4 separate regions of the Homo sapiens genome follow, and regions 1, 2 and 3 are each linked to region 4. A link is a contact called in ENCODE Hi-C or POLR2A ChIA-PET data. All regions are on one chromosome and are shown on one strand. Each heading gives the region's core, a stretch centred on a gene start or an enhancer-like site at or near the end of the contact. The rest is flanking DNA. Distances are from core to core; before and after follow the strand shown.

Evidence for each region. Hi-C counts contacts between places; a loop is a spot of excess contacts on that map. ChIA-PET counts read pairs that join two places held with the same protein, here RNA polymerase II (POLR2A). Pooled maps may share reads with other maps.
Region 1: a loop to region 4 is called in a map with no recorded cell type, with 20 times the contacts of the local background. The contact joins the promoter of PTPN23 here to the promoter of ZNF589 in region 4. A Hi-C loop is called at or near these places in 1 of 37 single-sample maps with no recorded cell type and 6 of 50 pooled maps.
Region 2: a pooled map shows a loop between it and region 4 (21-fold over the local background). The contact joins the promoter of NDUFAF3 here to the promoter of ZNF589 in region 4. A Hi-C loop is called at or near these places in 1 of 168 maps with a recorded cell type or tissue (B cell) and 7 of 50 pooled maps. POLR2A ChIA-PET finds 5 or more read pairs at or near these places in 1 of 52 experiments (MCF 10A).
Region 3: a map of CD8-positive, alpha-beta T cell shows a loop between it and region 4 (15-fold over the local background). The contact joins the promoter of ELP6 here to the promoter of ZNF589 in region 4. A Hi-C loop is called at or near these places in 1 of 168 maps with a recorded cell type or tissue (CD8-positive, alpha-beta T cell) and 9 of 50 pooled maps. POLR2A ChIA-PET finds 5 or more read pairs at or near these places in 1 of 52 experiments (activated T-cell).

Annotation. Positions count from the first base shown.
Region 1 is chr3:47,379,709-47,382,747 of GRCh38, reverse strand. PTPN23 (protein tyrosine phosphatase non-receptor type 23) reads right to left here and starts at 1,727. Exons shown (of 25, transcript NM_015466.4): 1 at 1,568-1,727. The coding sequence starts at 1,651. PTPN23-DT (PTPN23 divergent transcript) reads left to right here and starts at 1,256. Exons shown (of 1, transcript NR_185912.1): 1 at 1,256-3,039. RefSeq lists enhancers at 988-1,663, 1,705-1,924, 2,095-2,154, 1,664-2,341.
Region 2 is chr3:49,020,616-49,023,805 of GRCh38, reverse strand. It overlaps NDUFAF3 (NADH:ubiquinone oxidoreductase complex assembly factor 3), which reads right to left and starts at 1,685. Exons shown (of 5, transcript NM_199069.2): 1 at 1,585-1,685; 2 at 1,268-1,460; 3 at 1,038-1,104; 4 at 830-930; 5 at 311-750. The coding sequence starts at 1,661. The coding sequence ends at 634. It overlaps MIR191 (microRNA 191), which reads left to right and starts at 3,097; the gene lies at 3,097-3,188. It also overlaps a transcript of DALRD3 not described here. RefSeq lists silencers at 1,295-1,344, 1,405-1,524, 1,565-1,664, 1,885-2,074, 2,111-2,313 and an enhancer at 1,829-2,598.
Region 3 is chr3:47,511,993-47,515,050 of GRCh38, reverse strand. It overlaps ELP6 (elongator acetyltransferase complex subunit 6), which reads left to right and starts at 1,339. Exons shown (of 7, transcript NM_001031703.3): 1 at 1,339-1,514. The coding sequence starts at 1,461. RefSeq lists enhancers at 1,375-1,484, 1,815-1,924.
Region 4 is chr3:48,239,719-48,242,750 of GRCh38, reverse strand. It overlaps ZNF589 (zinc finger protein 589), which reads right to left and starts at 1,647. Exons shown (of 4, transcript NM_016089.3): 1 at 1,537-1,647. The coding sequence starts at 1,579. RefSeq lists enhancers at 1,478-1,772, 963-1,880, 2,198-2,492.

The DNA.
Region 1 (3,039 bases), core at 478-2,977, 860 kb after region 4:
CACTGCACTCCAGCCTGGGTGACAGAGTGAGACTCCGTCTCAAAAAAAAAAAAAAAAAAAAAAAAAAGAAAAGAAAAAGAAAACAGGAGTTCTGTTGTGTCTTAGAAAAATTCATCCAATTGTATTTGTATGAAACAGCAGATGAAGGCCTGTAATCCCAGCACTTTGGGAGGCCGAGGCAAGCGGATCACCTGATGTCAGGAGTTCGAGACCAGTCTGACCAACATGGCAAAACCCCATCTCTAATAAAAATACAAAATTAGCCGGGCATGGTGGCGCATGCCTGTAATTCCAGCTACTTGGAAGGCTGAGGCAGGAGAATCGCTTAAACCCGGGAGGCTGACGTTGCGGTGAGCCGAGATCGTGCCATTGCACTCCAGCCTGGGCAACAAGAGCGAAACTCCGTCTCAAAAAAAAAAAAAAAGGTAGGAAAAAGAAACAGCAGATGAAGAAGAGAGCAACGTCTGGATAACCGTTAACAAAATTCTAGAATTTTGGATCAATTACCCTCATTTCCTGGCCCCAAGAGGCTAGATGATGGACTCAAACACTGTCTGAACTAAGGCAATGGTGTATGGCGATTAGAGGGGAGACAGCTTCTTGGGAAACTACTTCCAAACCCATTTTCTTTTTCCTATTTGTCTTCCCAAGCGTCTCGCTAAGTGGTGCACCATCTAGATTGGGGCTTACTCTGGCATCTGCTGTGCTAAGCCCACAAGGCCCCCCACCTGCGACGGCCTCCTGGTTGTTCCTTTTCATTTCTGCTCTAGCCCTCAGTGCTACCAATACAGCGGATGTCTCGGAGGGCACCTGTGTTCAATCACCACACCTGAACCTCTCCACAGAAGTTCCTTGCCTTAGTCAACGCCAAACCTGCCCGTCTGTTCTTCCAACACAGTAAGATTTCTCTGAGCTCTACAACACTGTTTATGCCCTCCAGTCGGTTACGAAAAGCAGTAACCCTCCTAAAAATGTCGTGGGATTGTATTGTTTGGTCCAAAGAGACTCCCGAATGGGAGACCATACAGAATCGCAGCAATTGTAAAACAAACCCTCACCGCAGGGGTCGGGCATCTCCCTGGGCCACCGGGGCTCACGTCTTAAACACACGCCCCTGAGCCATCCCCAGTGTCTGTCCCAGGCGGGCGTGGACTTGACAGCGCACCGAGGGCCGGGCGCAGCAAAAGAATCCGCACGGTCAGGGCCGCCCACCGCTCCCGCGCGGGGCGGTCCTGGCATGGAGGAGGGGCGGGGCAGAACTGGGTCCGAGCGTCAGAAGGAGGAAGTGTGCTGCCTCAGTGGGAACAGCGGATGACTCGGGGCAGAAGTCGGGAACCGGGTTCAGATGAAGATGCAGGTGCTAGCACGGGGCTATCGGGGAGGAGAAGAATGGCCTGCGGGCGCCGGGGTGTGGGACAGGCTGAGGAAAACCGGCGAAGGCCCCTCCTGGCCTCACCGGACCCTGCGACCGGGCCTGAGGAGGTGATGGGCGCGCAGGGGGGCGTCACGCGCTTGCAGACGACGGAGATACGCGGCGGATAGGGGGGAAGATGGAAGGCAAGCTCACCTTCTTCACAGCTGGCTGGAAGTGAAAGTCACCGGCCTCCTTCAGGTCCAGCCAGATCATGGGCATGCGGGGCACGGCCTCCATGGCGGCTGGCACCCGCCGGCCACCCGGCCACTCCCGTAGCTGCTGCAGCTGCTGGCTCAGCCACGAGCCCAGCCCCGCCCCTTCGTGCCGGAAGTCACTGGTCACGGGAGGGAATGAAAAATGCCAGCGGCCTGCCGGGAGTTGCAGTGAACCCAGCCACCCGCTCGCGTAGTCTTTTGCGCAGGCGCTGTCCCTGTTGCGCATGCTCAGTCTTCTTCGCGCGGAGGGAGTAGGGCGGGGAGGAGCTCGCCAGCCCGAGGCGAAACGGCTTCTGGGATAGTAGTCTTCATCCACTAAACTGAGAGGCGCGGAGCGAGCTTATTCCCCGCTCCCGGGCCAAGCCCAGCTGCGGGTCCCGCCCGCCGCGCTCCTCCCTCCTAGGAAGAGCATGAGACCTCACCTATGAACTTGCCCTCCCACGTATTGTCAAGAGCCGTGGAGGACTGGTGCTGTGGTAGAGATGACGTGGCGGGCGGGCCGCTGGAAAGAGATGACGCGAAAACGGGCCTTAGAGAGGGTGCGGAGGGAGCACCTGGCCTGAAGGAGTCGGGGCTGAGAGCTGGGGGTTTCAGTCCCAGTGCTGCGAAGGCTTTCGAGCTTTGGAACAGAATCACTGACCGGAGACTGGCCTACTCAGCCCAGCCTGGGAGGCCGGGCAGTGCCCAAGGGAGACGGACGATAGGGAGGGAGCGCCTGGATGGAGGGTCTCAAGCGGAGTGAGGAGGCCCCGGGCCCTGTGGGGAAGTGGGTGGGGGAAGGTATACGGCCAGGTGAGCACCCAGGGACGCCCACAGTATCTGGAAGGAGACCACGGAATGGAGAGCACCTGTTGCCTCTGGAGAGGGGACCTATAGAGCAGGAATTGTTAAATCATATGGCTGTATCACCTACTTTTAGAAATAAATAATAGGCTACTCGGGAGGCTGAGGCTGGAGGTTCAATCGCTTGACCTGGGAGGCGGAGATTGCGGTGAGCCTAGATCTTGCCACTGCTCTCCAGCCTGAGCGACAGAGCGAGACTCCGTCTCAAAATAATAATAGTAACAATAGAAATAACAGAGAATGGCCTGGAGATAGTGAGTGCAAAAGTGCGAGCTGGGAGATCAGTGAGCCTTTTGTAGTCTTCCAGGAGACAGGTGATTGTGGCTTGGAGCAGAGGGAAGTAAAAAGTGAGCAAAGAAATATTTTGCCCACTTTGAGAAATATTTGAGGAATATTTTGGAGACAAAAGTATCAGAACTTGGAATGGATGGATGTAAGGGCATGAGGACGTCGAATATGATTTCCAAGCTTCTGGCTTGTGCAGGTGGGTGGCTGTGGGGCTGTTTACTGATAAGGGAAAACAAGGGAAGAGCAAAGGTTCAGGTCCGTGTTAAGCTCGAGGTCAAG
Region 2 (3,190 bases), core at 436-2,935, 780 kb before region 4:
TAGTCCCAGCTACTCAGGAGGCTGAGGCAGGAGAATCACTGAAACCCAGGAGGCGGAGGTTGCAGTGAGCTGAGACTGCGCCACTGCACTCCACCCTGGCGAAAGAGCAAGACTCATCTCCAGAAAAAAAAAAAAAAAAAAAAGCCCAGTGTAGTGGTAGGGGCCTCTAATTCCAGCTACTCAGGAGGCTGAGGCACGAGAATCGCTTGAATCCAGGAGGTGGAGGTTGTAGTGGGCCAAGATCACGCCACTGCACTGCAGCCCGGGCGACAGCGAGACTCCATCTCAAAAAAAGAAAAACAATCAGCGATTTTGTGAGAAAAGCCGTTGAGGTCCTCTCAAATCTGCATGTGAGCAAGTAGGTCTACAACAGGCAAACATACTGCTTCCCGACTTCTGAAAAGTCAAGGAATCCTAAGTAATCTAGATGAAAAAGTGACTCCTTGGTTTCTTCACATTCCCCTCCAAGAGCCCAGTGAGCCATCAGCTCCTGGCCAGCAACACACCTGATACAAAATGGGAGAAGTGTATAAATTATTATGTTGATAAGCAAGATAAGTGCCAAAGGGTAGATAAGAGTGAAAGCATTGGGAAGCCTGGCAGAGTGCAGTCAGCAGGTCAGTTCCTGGCGGTTCATTGAGCAGCTTGGCCCAAAGATGTAAGTGAAGTCCCTCCTGGTGGAGGGATGAGAGCAGCTCCAGTTACTCGGCCTTCATGACACAGGAAGTTGAAGGTGGCACAGGCATTGGGCTGCAAAGAAAAGGCCAGCATCAGCCTGTCTAGCGCCAGGCCTGTGCTCCCCGCAGCATGCCCCAGTCCCGGGACTCACCGTGTCCTGCACTTCCACAGCAATGCCCCGCTGCCTCATGGCTTGAAGCACCTGGGACTGCAGCCTCTCGGTCCGGTCTCCAGTCCCCACCACCACGATCTCTAGGGAAGGGTGGGTGTGGCTAGTCTACAGTTCTGTTGAGAGGCTGCAGTGGGGGTCGCCTTCTGGGGCCCAGAACACCTCTGTTCTCCCTCCCCTTCCCCAGTACCTATCCGGGGCTCCAGCAACCAGAAGAGGGAAAAGCTGTCTTCGGTGATGTCCTGGTGGGATCCCACCTGTGCAGGGAGGAGGCACATTTAATACGACAAATCCACGCAGCCTCTCCCCATCTCCATCCACTGCAGGAGGAGACAGAGGAAAGCCAAGTTTGCAGGGACCAAGCAGGGTGAGGGCCTGTGACTCTGGGCCTCAGTTTCCACACTGCGGGCCAGGACTCACGTTCCACTGCACCACCGAGTGCGGGAGCAGAGCGCAGGGGCCGAGCACGCGGTTTCCGTTTATCATGAAGCCGCGGCTGTTGTAGCTGTCGATGTACATTGCCTGAGCGGCCTCGCGTTGCAGCAGAGAGATGCGCGTCCGCTGATACAGCTCGTCATCCGCCGGCGAGAGCCGATGCCCTCGCCGCGGGGCCCTGCGGAGGGAAAGGGTCAGGGGCGCGGGGCCGGGCCGGGCAGCCCGAGAGGCCGGAAGGTGCTGGGCTGGCAGTCGCCGGCCCTAGGGGGCTGGATGGTCGAGGGCGCGGGGTCCAAGCTCACCAGGGAAGCTCAACGGGCGGACAGCGCAGCGAGGGTCGCGCTCGGTACAAGCTACGTAGCGCGAGAGCGGTGGCCATGGCTGACCAACGCGCGGCGAAGTCGTCACCGGCGCCGTTAGTCCCCGGGTTGGGAGGGCCCTGCGGAGCCTGACCCAGCGTGGCTGCAGCGCCCCCTGCGTCCCGGAGGGCACCGCACAGCTCGACCGGCCCAGCAGGCGAGTGTCCTCAGTCTTAGGAGGCCGAGTTCCCCGACCTCCGGCGCAGCTCCAGTGTCAGCACCTGCCGCCCTCCCCGCCCCGGGCCCTTGCCCATAGTCCCGGGGGAGTGGAACACCTGGCAGCGTGGCCACCCTCAGGGCGTTGCCTGGGCCGCAGCCGCGGCCTGGCCCCCGGGCTCTCAGCTATTAAGCCGCGCTCCCGGGGCGGGGCGACCGCCCACCTGGTCGCGTCCCGAACACCTGGCCAGGCGGTGGGTGCCAGACTTCTAGCCCCTAATTCCAGCCTTTGGGGCTTCGGGCACCGTGGGCGGGGCAGCCGGCTCAAGTTTCTCCGGCTAGACGCGGAAGCACGCCCCGCCCTAACCGTCACCCGCGCGACCGTTGGCCTCTCCGCAGCGCGCGGAGAGGGGCGTGGCCGAGCGTGGATTGGCTTCTCGGGTTCTCTAGGGGGCGTGGCCAGGTGGTTTCTCCTTAAAATGGCTCCAAGTCTGCAGGCAGCCAGAGCAAGCGGAAGGGCAAGCTGTGATAGTGTTTGGGTGGCTGTTCGGCTGGCCCAGACCAGGCCGAACCGGACCAGACTTGAAGTAGAAGCGCGTGGAGCATCACCTTGTCCTCGTTCACTCTGCTCGCGTCCTGGGAGTCCCCCGTCCCCCGTCTTGATCCAAGTCAAGGGCCTACTGGCGCGAGAGTCGCTGGCCCCCGCGCGGGGTTTGGGCATCTCGGCACGCCGGCTCTGTCGTGGCCTCAGGGGAACATTGTCGCTTTCGCTACCCGCGGGGCCGGGCGAGCGGGAAGCTCGGCACAGTGGGAGCCTGGTGGTGGGTCTCCTGGGGCCGGTCGCAATGGGTTTCCGGGGGTCCCGCGGCTGCTCTGTGGACCCCTTCGGCCCCTGGTGCTCCGGGCGCTGGCAGCGTCACCGGACAAAGGCCACCGAGCGCGGGGGTGTCCCCGAGGTGGACGCGCGGGTTTACTTCCTCTCCGGCCCCACGGGCGCGCTTCCCTCCTGACGGATTCCGAAGCCCGCCCCACCACCGTCACCGCACCAGTGGCCCAGGCTTCGTGGGACCAACAGGGCTAATCCTGCCCCACGGATCTAATCCGGATCGGGACCCGGTCCCAGGGGAGGCCCCCACCTCCCCTTCTATTGTTCTGTGGCCCAGGTGAGCGTCTTGTTCCCTCTAGACTCCGTTTCACAACCTACTCCCGGGTCTTCCTCCTGGGACTGGGGATGGGCGGGTTCTGATGTGGCCCCAGGGCGAGTGACCTGGGGGCAGGAGCTCCCCCGCCCCCCGCCAACGGCTGGACAGCGGGCAACGGAATCCCAAAAGCAGCTGTTGTCTCCAGAGCATTCCAGCTGCGCTTGGATTTCGTCCCCTGCTCTCCTGCCTGA
Region 3 (3,058 bases), core at 90-2,589, 730 kb after region 4:
TAGATATAAATGTTATGGAAAAAAATAAAAGCAAGGAAAAAGAAGTGTTGGGAAAGGGACAGTTTGTGATTTAAGTAAGGTGCTCAGGGAAGGCCTCACGAATAAAGTGACATCGGAGCAGAGACCTGAAGGAAGTGGGGAATTTTAAAATCAGCTTAATATCTGGGAAAAGGGGCATTCCAGGAAGAGGGAAGAGTTAGTATAAAGGCTCTGAGGACAGGCATACAGGGCGTGTTGCAACCACACTGTTTTTTAACGAAGTCTCACACTGCTGCCCAGGCTAGAGAGCAATGGCGTGATCTCGGCTTACTGCAACCTCTGCCTCCCAGGTTCAAGCGATTCTACTGGCTCAGCCTCCCGAGTGGCTGGGATGACAGGCGCCCCCCACCACGCCAGGCTAATTTTTTGTATTTTTAATAGAGAAGGGGGTTTCACTATATTGGCCAGGCTAGTCTCGAACTCCTGACCTCGTGATCCCTCCGTCTAGGCCTCCCAAAGTGCTGGCATTACAGGTGTGAGCCACCGCGCCCAGCCGCAACCACACTTTCTTAGTGAGACCCACCCTGACAACCTCTTTAATTCTGGAACCTACCCCTGCCCCCATTGGTACTCTCTAATCCCACTTTGCTTTTCTCCACACAACTTTTCAAGATATAATTCCGTGTCGGCCGGGCGTGGTGGCTCATGCCTGTAATCCCAGCACTTTGGGAGGCCGAGGCCGGCGGATCACGAGGTCGGGAGATCAAGACCATCCTGGCTAACACGGTGAAACCCCGTCTCTACTAAAAATACAAAAAATTAGCCGGGCGTGGTGGCGGGCGCCTGTAGTCCCAGCTACACTCGGGAGGCTGAGGCAGGAGAATGGCGTGAACCCAGGAGGCGGAGACTGTAGTGAGCCGAGATCGCGCCACTGCACTCCAGCCTGGGCGACAGGGCAAGACTCCGTCTCAATTAAATAATAATAATAATAATAATAATAATAATAATAATAATAAATTCCCTGTCCTTTGTTTTTGTTCATCGATGTAGCCCAAGCTCCCAGGAGTGTGGGGCATACAGAAGGCGCTTGACAGCCACGTGTGGAGAAAAGGAGCCCGGGGCTGGGCAGAGAGCGAGGCCAAGGGAAGAAGAATACTCGGTCGCGTGGAGCCTTGGGGGCCCACTGGGAGGGCTCGGGCGCCACGCAGATCTGCGCGGAATGAGCCGCCAGAGGCCGCTGGCAGTCGCACAGAGAAGCCCATCGTTTCCTACCACCTGGGACTCGACGGACGTCTACGCGCGTGCGCAGCGGTCCCATCGAGGCACCCGCCTCATTGGCTGTGGCTGGCTCGCAAAAGTGGCATTGCGCATGCGCGCTTCCTTGCGCGAGCCGGGCTGTCGGGTGTGTTTTGCTCTCCAGCCTCCGTCGTCTCTGCAGCACTCCGGGTTCTCCTCCAGAGCGCTAGTCCCAGGAGCTCGGAATGTTCGTGGAACTTAATAACCTGCTTAACACCACCCCCGACAGGGCGGAGCAGGTAAGAGGTCCCGCTGGCCGGAAGGGGGCGGGACCTGGCAGGGCAGCGGAATACTGCATCCGGGAGGCGGTGCGCACGACCCCGGGGAATGGCGCGACGACCCGGCACGGGGTACCTGGGAGTTGTAGTCCGCAGAGGATCGACCCGGGGATTGGACTGGAGGCTTGGGCCCGCCGAAAGTGGGCTTCTGGGCCATCTCGCATATTCTCAACGGCTGTGCGTGTCCTTAAAAGTCCCTGGGAAGCGGCCGGGCGCGGTGGCTCACCCCTGTAATCCCAGCAGTTTGGGAGGCCGAGGCGGGTGCATCATCTAAGGTCAAGAGTTCGAGACAAGTCTGGCCAAGATGGTGAAACCCCCGTCTCTACGAAAAATACAAAAATTAGCCGGGCGTGGTGGCTCATGCCTGTAATCTCAGCTACTCGGGAGGCTGAGACAGGAGAATTGCTTGAACCCGGGAGGCGGAGGTTGCAGTGACCCGAGATCTCGCCACCGCACTCCAGCCTGGGCGACAGAGCGGGACTCCACCTCAAAAAAAAAAAAAAAAAGTACCTGGGAAGCATGGCCGACAGTGGGGTTGGGTTATATTCGCGGACGTGAACTGTGGCGCGCTGTGCATGTTCACTGGGGTGGGGGGTCCCAGGCGCTCAGAGGAGACTGCAGAATAGGCCCGAGAGGAGAGGGGAGTTCGTTTCGCCGCCGTCTTCATGGGCGAGCTTCCTAACCGCCACCTCGCCCCGGAGCAATTGGCACATTGTATTGAACGCTGCTGTTCTTCTTACTCTTCCTCCTTGTGATCTCTAATAGAACTGTTAGAAGCAGGACAGAGCCAAATTGGCTTGGACCAAGTCCGTCTTGGGCACCCCAGGCTGGCCTGTTCTCTCCACCCTCCTCACACTCCGGGGTACCTTGAAACCTTTCACATTTTAACGTAGGAGTAACCTCTTTCAGGAGTGTATCTTTTGGCTTATTTATTTATTTATTTATTTTTGATGGAGTCTCGCTCCCTCGCCTGGGCTGGAGTGCACTGGCGCGATCTCGGCTCCCTGCAACCTCACCTCCCGGGTTCAAGTGATTCTCCTTATTCAGCCTCCCAAGTAGCTGGGATTGCAGGCGTGCGCTACCACACCGGGCTAATTACTTGGCTGATTTTTTTTTGTATTTTTTGTTAGAGACGGGGTTTCACCATGTTGGCCAGGCTGGTCTGGAACTCCTGACCTCAGGTGATCCGCCCGCCTCTGCCTCCCAAAGTGCTGGGATTACAGGCGTGAGCCACCACGCCCAGCCTGGTTTATTCATAATCTTTGTCTTCCTAATGAAATGGTAAACTCCTCCAGGCAACCAGGATACTAAGTGTCTAAAGCCTTTTTATGACCCCATAGCGCCAAATTGTAGCTTTCAGTAGATCCTTGTGGATTTTAGTTGCCAGGCAGTTCTTGTCCAGATGACTCTGATTACCTTGCCAGTTACCACTGGCACTTCCAAAGTCAGCCTAGGGCCAGGTGAAAGAATGGAGTAATCAAGTGGGCACCAGGAAATGACAGCAC
Region 4 (3,032 bases), core at 398-2,897:
TTTATTGGAACACGGCAATGCTCATTCGTTTACCTATGGTCTTTGGCTGCTTTCACACAACAGCAGACCACTAGTCGTAACAAAGACCGTGTGGCCTACAAAGCCTGAAACATTTACCACCTGGCCCTTAAAAGAAAACGTTTGCAAGACCAGGTGCAGTGGCTCACGCCTATAATCCTAGCACTTTGGGAGACCGAGGCGGGAGGATCCCTTGAGCCCAGGAGTTGGAGACCAGCCTGGGCAACATAGGGAGACCCTGTTTCTAAAAAAACCAAACAGAAAAAAATTTGCCCAGCCCTGTTCTAGACTGTTCCTGTTGTTACATCCAAAGTCATTTGGGGCCGGGTGTGGTAGCTCCCACCTGTAATCCCAACACTTTGGGAGGCCGAGGCAGGTGGATCATCTGGGGTCAGGAGTTCAAGACCGGCCTGGCCAACATGATGAAACCCCGCCTCTACTAAAAATACAAAAAAATAGCCGGGCGTGGTGGCGTGTCCCTGTAATTCCAGCCGCTTGGTAGGCTGAGGCAGGAGAATCGCTGGAACCTGGGAGAAAGAGGTTGCAGTGAGCAGAGATCGCCCACTGCACTCCAGCCTGGGCTACAGAGCAAGACTCTGTCTCCAAAAAAAAAGTCTTTTGGGCCGGGTGGGGTGGCTAACACCTGTAATCCCAACATTGTGGGAGGCCAAGGTGGGTGGATTGCTTGAGGCCAGGAGTTCGAGACCAGCCTGGCAAATATGGCGAAATCCCCTCTCTACTAAAAATACAACAGCCGGGGTGGTGAGGCGCCGCCTGTAATCCCAGCTACTCCGGAAGCTGAGGCACGAGAATCACTTGAGCCTGGGAAAGCGGAGGCTGCAGTGAGCCTAGATCCCGCCACTGCACTCCGGACCGACTCAAAAAATATAAAAATATAATATACTCCGGGCGCGGTGGCTCACGCCTGTAATCCCAGCACTTTGGGAGGCCGAGGTGGGCGGATCACGAGGTCTGGAGTTCAAAACCAGCCTGGCCAACATGGTGAAATCCCCGTCTCTACTAAAAATACAAAAATTAGCCAGGCGTGGTGGAGGGCGCCTGTAATCCCAGCTGCTCGGCAGGCTGAGGCAGAGAACTGCTTGAACCCGGGAGACGGAGATTGCAGTGAACGGAGATCGCGCCACTGCACTCCAGCCTGGGCGACAGAGCGAGACTCCGTCTCAAAATAAATATGATATAATATAATAATACAAAATGCTGTTCTTCAGTTGCACTCCACACATCTCAAATGCTCAGCAGCCATTTATGGCCAATGACTGCCGGAGTGCACAAGTGCAGGATGCCCGGTGAAGAGTCGTGGAGTGAGCACCGTGGAGACTGTACGGGACACCTAGGGAGGAACCTGGCCCCCCAGGGGAGTAAGAGCCGCTGTAGGGGTAGTCAGCGCCTCACACAGCTCGCACCCCACGCGCATCCCTGGTGGATACGGCCGACGCCTGCGCGGCGCCTGCGGCTGGAGCACCGAATGGGGGAGGCGATCTCGCGGCCCCGACTCACCTTCCGCAGTCCAGCCCAGTAGCTGCTCCCGCGGGGCCCACATCTGCGCGCGCACGCACGCACGAAGCAAACGAGGTAGCAGCACCGTGTGTGAAACGGATTAGAATGCGCACCGCGGGCCACTGGCGGCGCCAGAAGAAAGAAGCAGGACTGGGTGAAGTGCGTCACCGCGCGGCGCGCAGCCTGCCGGGAAGCGTAGTTCTCGGGGCGAAATGCGGCTTGTGCAGGGCGAGAGAAAATGCTGAGGCGCACTTTGACCTTCTAGGTCCCCCTCGGCCGCAATATTTGGGGTTGTGCTTACCACAGGTACCCATAAGCAAAATATAGTGTTGTTTTCCATGGTTGTAAACATTATATAAATACACTTACAATGCCTGCTACTAGCTCTTTTGCGCAGTTCTATAATGACACGTGTTGACCTGTTCATTGTGTGTTCACTGCTGTGTGGTATCTAATGTAGAAATACACCAGGACTCCAATTGGACAGACTCATGCGCATCCATGGAGAGCTTCTCAAGGACAGTGGTTCGCAAACTTGTTGTTGTTAAAATCCTTTTACACTCTTAAAAATTACTGAGGACCCCAAAGAGCTTTTGAAACCGCCTTTGCAAAATTATACCTAAGGAAATTATGATGTTATAGGAGTTATTAAGAAATTATTTTAAGCAGATAGAGAAGGAAAGGGGTCCTTGGGAAGTTTTTGTTTCTTTTAAAGCAGCTCCAGAAAGGTTTCTTGTCTAGCAGGAAAGCCTGGGCTCCTAGAGCAGGATGGCAAGCTTTGATATGGAAATACAGGCCATTAGAAACTGGACGCACCCAAACATGGCGATTCCCGCCGTCCTTTTCTTTGCCCTGACATGTGCCTGGCAACATGGCCACCCCCCACATATTCCCACGTGTGTAGAACTTCATGGAGCCCTACATTTGCATATTAAAAAGCTAGGGTGGGAGGGCCAGGTTTTTGGCTGCCACATAAATGACACATCTGATCAAACTAATCCCCTGAGCCCTATGGAAACCAGACACCGCCTCCTCCAGCATCCTCAGATAAGCAGCCACTTTTCCGCACACGGCGCTTTCTCTTTGTTGGAATCCCCGCTCCCTCTGTCTCTGTATGGGGGAGCTGTTTTCGTCTTCCTTCCTTCTTTCTTGCCTATTAAACTTTTCGCTCCTTAAAACCACTCCACGTGTGTCTGTGTTATTAAGCCTATCAGAGACCAAGGACCCTGGTGTTCCTCCAGTCATCAGAGCCTTATCAATGACAGTAAAAGATATCAGATCTAACCCACCTCATCTTCCTTTCAACCTCTAAACTGTCTTTGTCCACTTCTGGGCATAGGCCAAAGTAGCCTTGGGAAGGAATTCAGTTTATAGCTTAAATAATAGCCCTTCCCAAGGGCTAAACTGTTCTTGTAAAATGAATGAAAGGCCACCAGCCACCAAATTAGGATGAGAAGGGCTGGAATTCTAAATATTACCAGCCATTATTCCAGAGG